2 separate regions of the Homo sapiens genome follow, and region 2 is linked to region 1. Evidence: chromatin contacts called from ENCODE Hi-C or POLR2A ChIA-PET data. All regions are on one chromosome and are shown on one strand. The core of a region is the stretch at or near the end of the contact, and the rest is flanking DNA. Distances in the headings are between cores, read along the strand shown. Region 1 holds the start of ADO (2-aminoethanethiol dioxygenase). Region 2 has its middle 76 kb from the start of LINC02621.

What was found. Hi-C counts contacts between places; a loop is a spot of excess contacts on that map. ChIA-PET counts read pairs that join two places held with the same protein, here RNA polymerase II (POLR2A). Pooled maps may share reads with other maps.
Region 2: a loop to region 1 is called in a pooled map, with 5 times the contacts of the local background. The contact joins the enhancer-like site here to the promoter of ADO in region 1. A Hi-C loop is called at or near these places in 4 of 168 maps with a recorded cell type or tissue (CD4-positive, alpha-beta T cell, CD8-positive, alpha-beta T cell and naive thymus-derived CD4-positive, alpha-beta T cell) and 10 of 50 pooled maps. POLR2A ChIA-PET finds 5 or more read pairs at or near these places in 1 of 52 experiments (CD4-positive, alpha-beta T cell).

The regions. Positions count from the first base shown.
Region 1 is chr10:62,802,973-62,806,704 of GRCh38, forward strand. It overlaps ADO (2-aminoethanethiol dioxygenase), which reads left to right and starts at 1,748. Exons shown (of 1, transcript NM_032804.6): 1 at 1,748-3,732. The coding sequence starts at 2,088. The coding sequence ends at 2,900. RefSeq lists enhancers at 1,503-1,762, 2,233-2,352 and a silencer at 1,803-2,052.
Region 2 is chr10:62,181,561-62,185,292 of GRCh38, forward strand. It overlaps a transcript of RTKN2 not described here. Among named protein-coding and RNA genes, the nearest start is that of LINC02621, 76 kb to the right of the region's middle. Within about 2 kb of position 1,976, at least 5 of the 41 ENCODE cell types and tissues checked have a DNase peak (open chromatin) inside an H3K27ac peak, as active enhancers do; they include CD4-positive, alpha-beta T cell and CD8-positive, alpha-beta T cell, where a contact is called at or near this core.

The sequences.
Region 1 (3,732 bases), core at 498-2,997:
CACCAGTGCACTCCCGCCTGGGCAACAGACCCAGACTCCGTCTCAAAAAAAAAAATAATAATAATAATTGCTTGAGGAAGCATCTTAAATATAAATCATAGGGGCAACCCGCTGTGGTCCCCTTCCAAGCTGTGGAAGCTTTGTTATTTCGCTCTTCACGATAAACCTTGTTACCCCTCAAAACAAACAAACAAACAAACAAAAAAAAACCACACACAAAAAAATAGGCTTCACTCCAGTTCTTCTGAATCAAAATCTCTGAGGTGTGACCCCAAGATCTTTATTTTTTAAGCTCTCCAGGGGGTTCTGATGAGTAGGGTTCAGAACTTTTGTTCCCTTAACACCGGCATTCTACAAATGAATAAATTGAGGCCCTAAAAGGGTAGGATTTGCCTAACGACACACAGCTTGTAAGTACACACAGTAGGCTGGAACAACAATATCCTGACTCTCGTTTGGTGCTTTTACACCAATTCAAGCTGCTGTTTTTGGTAAGACTGTACTTATTTCTGCTCTGCTGCTCATGCTTTGCTGGGTACTTAGTATTCACTATCCTACAACTTATTCCCTCATCTGCAATCTGGGAATAATAATAGTGCCTGCCTCTTAAGAGTTGCTGCAAGGATTAAATAGTATAACATTCATTATATAATGCACTTAACACAGTGCCTGGCATATTGTGAGTACTCATTAGCCAGGTTATGTAATCCACTTTAAAAAGTATGCCTATTTTAACTGGAGAGGATTCACTGAACCACTCCAATTACAAAATGTACAAGAAACCCATGTTCAGCTTTGGAATCCAAAAAGACTTTAAACTCAGGGTTAAGTTTAAAGTCATAGTATCTAATGTCTTGCTTTTCTAGTCATTTACTTATGCCAAAAGTTAGTTCACGCCAAGGAGAAGGATGCCTCTGTGTAGTGAAACAATTTCACAATTACTGACTGAACTGACTGTTGCACACCACTATTTCTCCTAGGATGCCTCAGAACCATCTAGTAACTCCATCTCTGGGTGACGACAGGGAATCTGCATTTATAAAAGCCCGCTCCCCCTTCTCAGGCAAACCAAGATTTGATAACCACTAGTATGTTCAGAATCCACGACCACTGTAAATGGCCTCTCAAGTCTCTCCAGCAAAAAGCTATACTGCTCTGTAACCAGAAGAGCAGCGTCATCAGGTCCTGATGCAAACAACAGCTGGGCCCAGCTGGGCCCAGCTGGGCCGAGTAACCTTGATGATCACAGAGGACGGCCTGGACCCCCTCCCCTCCTAGGAAACACAAAATTATAAAAGCGCCCTCCTGCAATTCCCGTGGGAGACAGTGCTGCCTAGGCCGCTACGAGGAGCTAAGGCTGACTCAACAGCCTCCTTCCCAGGGGCAAGGCCAAAGGAAGGCGACCCTGCATGGCTAACCAGGCCCCAGCGCGGCGCCAGAAGGTTAACGACCCTCCCTGCCCCTTTCCTTATGAAGGCCAAGAGCCTCCACTACTCCGGGGGCCAGCTGACGGAAGTGCGTCACTCCACCCTGCGGGGAGTGCCGGGAGTTGTAGTCAAGTGGCTACTAATCTTCCACCCCGATTCATCTTTTCTAAAACAAGAAAAACACCTCTGCATCCTGAAAAAGATCGCTTTATGCCCAACATGTGTAATAGTTCCTCTATTTTCCAATCAACAAACTGAACTATCTCAGAGCTCAAGCGGAAGGCCGGACTACAAGTCCCGGCATGCTCCGCAGGGTCCCCGGGCGCCCGGCCACCGTCGTAGGTGCGGGCCGCATGAATGGAGCGCCGGGCGTAAGGCAAAGCCTGGCACCGTCTGCGCGGCCGCTATCTGCTCCCGGAGCGTGAGTGCGGGGTGTGGGGCGTGCGCGTGCGCGCTCAGAGGGGGCTCAAGGCGAGCGCGCCGGGCAGTTGCGGGCGCGTGGCTGCTGAGGTTGGCGGCGGTGCCGCGCGCCCGACGGGCCGGTGGTTGCGGGGCCTCCCGCCTCGACCCGGGCTGGGGGCAGCCGTGGCGGCCGCCGGGGACCGCAAGGGGCGGAGGAAAGGAGGGGGCCGGTCCCGGCACGCAGAGGAGCAGCCGACCATGCCCCGAGACAACATGGCCTCCTTGATCCAACGGATCGCCCGCCAGGCTTGCCTCACCTTCCGGGGCAGCGGGGGCGGCCGCGGCGCTTCCGATCGCGACGCGGCTTCTGGCCCGGAGGCGCCGATGCAGCCGGGCTTCCCCGAGAACCTGAGCAAGCTGAAGAGCCTCCTGACCCAGCTCCGCGCCGAGGACTTGAACATCGCCCCGCGCAAGGCCACACTGCAGCCGCTGCCGCCCAACCTGCCGCCAGTCACCTACATGCACATCTACGAGACGGACGGCTTCAGCCTGGGCGTGTTCCTGCTCAAGAGCGGCACGTCCATCCCGCTGCACGACCACCCGGGCATGCACGGCATGCTCAAGGTGCTGTACGGCACCGTGCGCATCAGCTGCATGGACAAGCTAGACGCGGGCGGCGGGCAACGGCCGCGGGCCTTGCCGCCCGAGCAGCAGTTCGAGCCGCCGCTGCAGCCCCGGGAGCGAGAAGCCGTGCGGCCGGGCGTGCTGCGTTCGCGGGCCGAGTACACCGAGGCCAGCGGCCCCTGCATCCTCACACCGCACCGGGACAACCTGCACCAGATCGACGCCGTGGAAGGGCCTGCCGCCTTCCTGGACATCCTGGCCCCGCCCTACGACCCGGACGATGGCCGGGACTGCCACTATTACCGGGTGCTGGAGCCGGTCAGGCCCAAGGAGGCCTCCAGCTCGGCCTGTGACCTGCCTCGAGAGGTGTGGCTCCTGGAGACCCCACAGGCCGATGACTTCTGGTGCGAGGGAGAACCCTATCCAGGTCCCAAGGTCTTCCCTTGAAGCCACTGGCGCCCAGGAGCGGTGGGCCGAAGACGTGCCCTACCCTACCACAAGGGCTGTGTCTCTACCCCCTAGCCTGGGCGTTGGATCTACTGGAATGAGCAGCAGCCGCTTCCTCGGCAGCCTTGGGAAGCACGGGCGACTGGACAGCAGCCGCCGGGCACGGTTATGGGGGCGGGGTGGGCGGGGAGGCTAGATTGTTTCCTGGTACTGTCACTGCCACTGGGGCTTTGATTTGGAGGAATGGGGCAGGGGACTATCTGAAGCGCTTCCATCCTAAAGCCATAATGAAAATATCTTCCTCTCTTCCCCATTCTATACAAAATACTAAGTGGTTTTCTTGCTCCCACTCCCTACCCCTTAGTTAAATAGGGTTTATTTTCCACTCATGCCCTTATGCCTTTTTTTCTTATAGTTTTTTAACTTATTGACTGTGCATGACCCAGTGGTTTGAATTGTTTTTAGTTCAAGTCATTGGTAAAAACTAGGTTTAAGGAGATGAGCTACTGTTTAAAGTGAGCTGGCCTGCCTAATTAATTCCTTGTGAAAACTAAATGATTTTTTCAGTTTGGGGATCATTCTCACAACATAACTATGCATGTAGAGGACAAGATTTATTTTCTTTCCTCCCTTTGCCCAGTAGCCACATCTGGTTTACTCAGGCAGCATCTACTAAGAAATTCAGCACCTGCATATCTCTGTGACATGGTCACTTAGAGCTTATCTTCCCTATGAATCTCCAGATCTGTGAGTCGAGCAGATTTCATGTTGCAGATTCACCTTTAATGCAAAGACTGTATTATCCTCACATGACTTTTTTTCTTGTCTTACT
Region 2 (3,732 bases), core at 726-3,225, 620 kb before region 1:
ATCCCAGCTACTTGGGAGGCTGAGGCAAAAGAATGGCGAGAACCTGGGAGGCGGAGCTTGCAGTGAGTGGGGATACCGCCACAGCAGTCTGGCCTGGGCGAAAGAGTGAGACTTCGTCTCAAAAAAAAAAAAAAAAAAAAAAAAAAAGACTTGAATGAAGTGATGATAGTTGGTGTAAGAGCATTCCAGGAAGAGGAAACAGCAAGTGCAAGGCCCTGAGGCAAGAGCATGCCAGGCATGTTCAGGACAGCGCAAAAGCCAGTATATGTGGAACAAAGAGAGTGAAGTTTCTCTAGAGTAGCAGGAGATTAAGTCATATAGGTAATGGGGTCAGCAGACTGTGGACAGTCTTTTACTTCAGCTTTTACTCTGAATTAACTGGGGAGCATTTGAATGTTTTTTGCGCATGGAAGGTATACGACCTGACTTGTGTTTTCACAGGATCCTTCTGTCTGCTATCCTGAGTATAGACAGTAGAAAGCTATGTAGTAGTAGGGAGACCAGTTAGAAGGCTATTGTAATAATTCAGGCAACAGATGCTAGTGGCTTGAGTTAGGGTGGAAGCAATGGAGATGGTGATAAGTGGTTGGATTCTGGAGATATTTTTAACATATACTCAATAAGATTTGCTGGTGAATTAGATAGATGGTGTTTTGGATAGAGAGGAACCAAAGATGACTTAAAGGTTTTGACCTGAGCAACTGGAAGGATCGAGTTGGTGTTTACTAGATGAATAAAACTGTGAGAAGGTCAGAATTGGAACAGAATAGCAGAAGATCTTTTTAAAGTTTGAAATGACTACTATGCTTCCAAGTGCAGCAATTTAATAGGAGCTGCAACACACAAGTTAAGTCCTCACTTAACGTCATCAGTAGGTACTTGGAAACTTCAGCTTTAAGGAAACACACAATGGAACCAAATTACTGCAGGCTAATTGATATAAACAAGAGCTAAGTTCCTATGGCATATTTCTGGTCACAAAAACATCACCAAACTTCTAAAGAGTAAAACACTTCTAATATTAAACACTGAAATAAATGCGAACTATATATACTTTTAAGAAAGATTAATAAAAACAAGATAATTATTACCCAATTATTCCAGATGAGGGTTGAGGGTGGCCAGAGTCCACCCCAGCAGCTCAGGGTGCAAAGCGGAAGCCACCCTGGCCAGGACGCCATACCCTAGCAGGGGGCACCTCACACACACACCCACACAGGCTGGGACAATGTAGACACACCAATTCACCTGACATGCACATCTTTGGGATGTGGGAGGAAACCAGAATACCCAGAGAAAACCCACACAGACATGGGGAGAACATGGGAACTCCACACAGACAGGGGCCCCGGGCAGAAATCAATTTTTTTCCAATCAACAGTATAATGAAATGACACTGAATGGAATGATGTTATTTGAGGACCAACTGTCATTGCGTGTATGTATACATGTACACATTTTTATTTTACTTTTTATTAAGTCTTTATTATGTTATTATTTATTTATTTCAATAGGTTTTTGGGGGACCACATGGTGTTTGGTTACATGAGTAAGTTCTTTAGTGGTGATTTCTGAGATTTTGGTGCACCCATCACCCACATGCACACATTTCTAAATGCATAAAAAATTTTTGGAAATATACATTAAAAATTATTAACAGTGGTTACCTCTGGGTAATAGGAATCTTTGGAAACTGGCACTGGAATGTTAGAGGAGGAAGTAATATATGTTTTTGTTTTTTGATACCTTTCTGTATCATGTATGTACGTATATATGTATTACTATGTTCTATGTTACTTTTATGATTAAAAATTACTTAAAATTCTTGTGGTTGGTGAAATGAACCAAGTCACTGCAAACAGAAGTCTTACTAGGAAAGTCCACATTGGATCAGGGGTTTATAAGGTCCTTTCAAGCTCTGACATTGATTTCTGCAACTGGGTGTTAACTGGTAAGTCTCCCCGTCATTTCCTCCATAGGCTTCTGTGAAATTTGGTGTGTGAACAGCCTCTCTAATTCATCTGCTTCATCTTGAAAACAGTACCAAGAGCTCTCGGTGCTTAAATACCTCACAGGAAATTTGAGGTTGGATGAGATAAGGTGTTCAAATACTTTGAGTTACCACAAACACAGGTGCTCATGTAGGCACAATATTATGAGTCCTGGAATATTAACAGACCTAGTAAAAAGAAGCTGTTTCTGCCTTTTGATCACATAGGCATTTTGATACTCATGAACTCCATTTAGTCTGCGGTGGAATGAGTGTTTCTCCACAAACAGTATTAATTTTAGCATTTTTGTTCATGCCTTCTGTCAAACAAGATTTCTTCAGCCTTTGATTTTTATCAAGATTCACTTTATTCTTCAAAGCATTTAATTCAAGGTTCACTCCATCAGTGGGTGGATTAGTTGAGTAACTGAAATACCAGTGTTGAATGCCATAGTAGTTATAATATTTCTCTTCACAGGAGATATATTTACCAAAGTCATGTACTAATGAACAATGAAGTGACTGTCCAAATAGCAGACACCTGGTAAACACTGAATGGAAAATAAACATGGACAGCTCTACAAAATGTTTACTCAATGACTCTTAAATATTCTTCTAAGGTCACTATTATGTGTCAGGTGCCGTACTGGGTGCTAGGAATACAGGAAGGAGACGCGTTGTCTTTTCCCTCATGAAGCTTACATTCTACTAGAGAAATGTCACATTGTATTTTAAATTTTTCACACTGGTTCTAATGAAGTATTTGAGAAGCTATGTGAAGAGGAATTTGGAAGTTGCTGGCAGTTTCTGGAGATTATGTAGTTGATTACTATTATTCTGAAAAACAAAAAAAATCACCTTTAGTCACCCACAGAGGTAAAGAGAAAACCAGAAAGTCACCACCAATCAGAATCACAAAAGGCAGTCAGTGGAAAAGATTGCAAGTTTCAGGAAAAATGAGTTGTCTTAATATGTAAAAAAGCCTTTCTTAGAACTGGAACTTACAAGAAATGGGCTGAAAATTCTAAAAGCAAACAACCTTAAAGAATAATGTCAAACAGAGGCTGGATATTCATGAATATGATTGGTTGGGAGCATGGCTTCCGCCTACAGAAAGAGGTTGAAGTAGATTACCTCTGAGGAGCCTTCCTAGTCTAATTGAATAAGTACTGCAGTTATGAAATTATATTTTCTCTAGAGAACCCTTTCTCAACAACCAAATAACCCAAGTCGCTAATATTCTATTTATATTTTATAATTTCTTAACCAAGATCTCAAATAAGAACTAAGTAAAGAAAAAAACAGGCCTTGTTAGTTACTGAAGAGTAAATAGAAGTATAGTTTTCACTAGACAGTCTTGCCTGAAGCTCAATTAGAAATCTTACCATTCACTGGTAAAACATCTGCCAAAGTTAACAGGTAAACCACTAATTGGTAAGCGGTCACTCCAGGGCCCCTGCCATCATCACCATCCCCAACTCCCAGGAAATCTTGCAAAAAATTTTCCCATTGTTCTGCCTCCCTTTTCTAACTAATTTGCCAGCCAAATTTCTGTTTTCAGTACTAACTTTAGATGACTCTCCTCTCATGACAGCTTGACTTGTCACTCCTTATTTCTATAATCTATCAAAAATAGGACCTCCACAGTTAAAAAAAAAAAAACCCTCATAATTTGTATGGCAGATCCTCCAAGTTGACTGGTACTCAGGCACCAAGTCAGTCCCAAACTAAGGAATATTGAT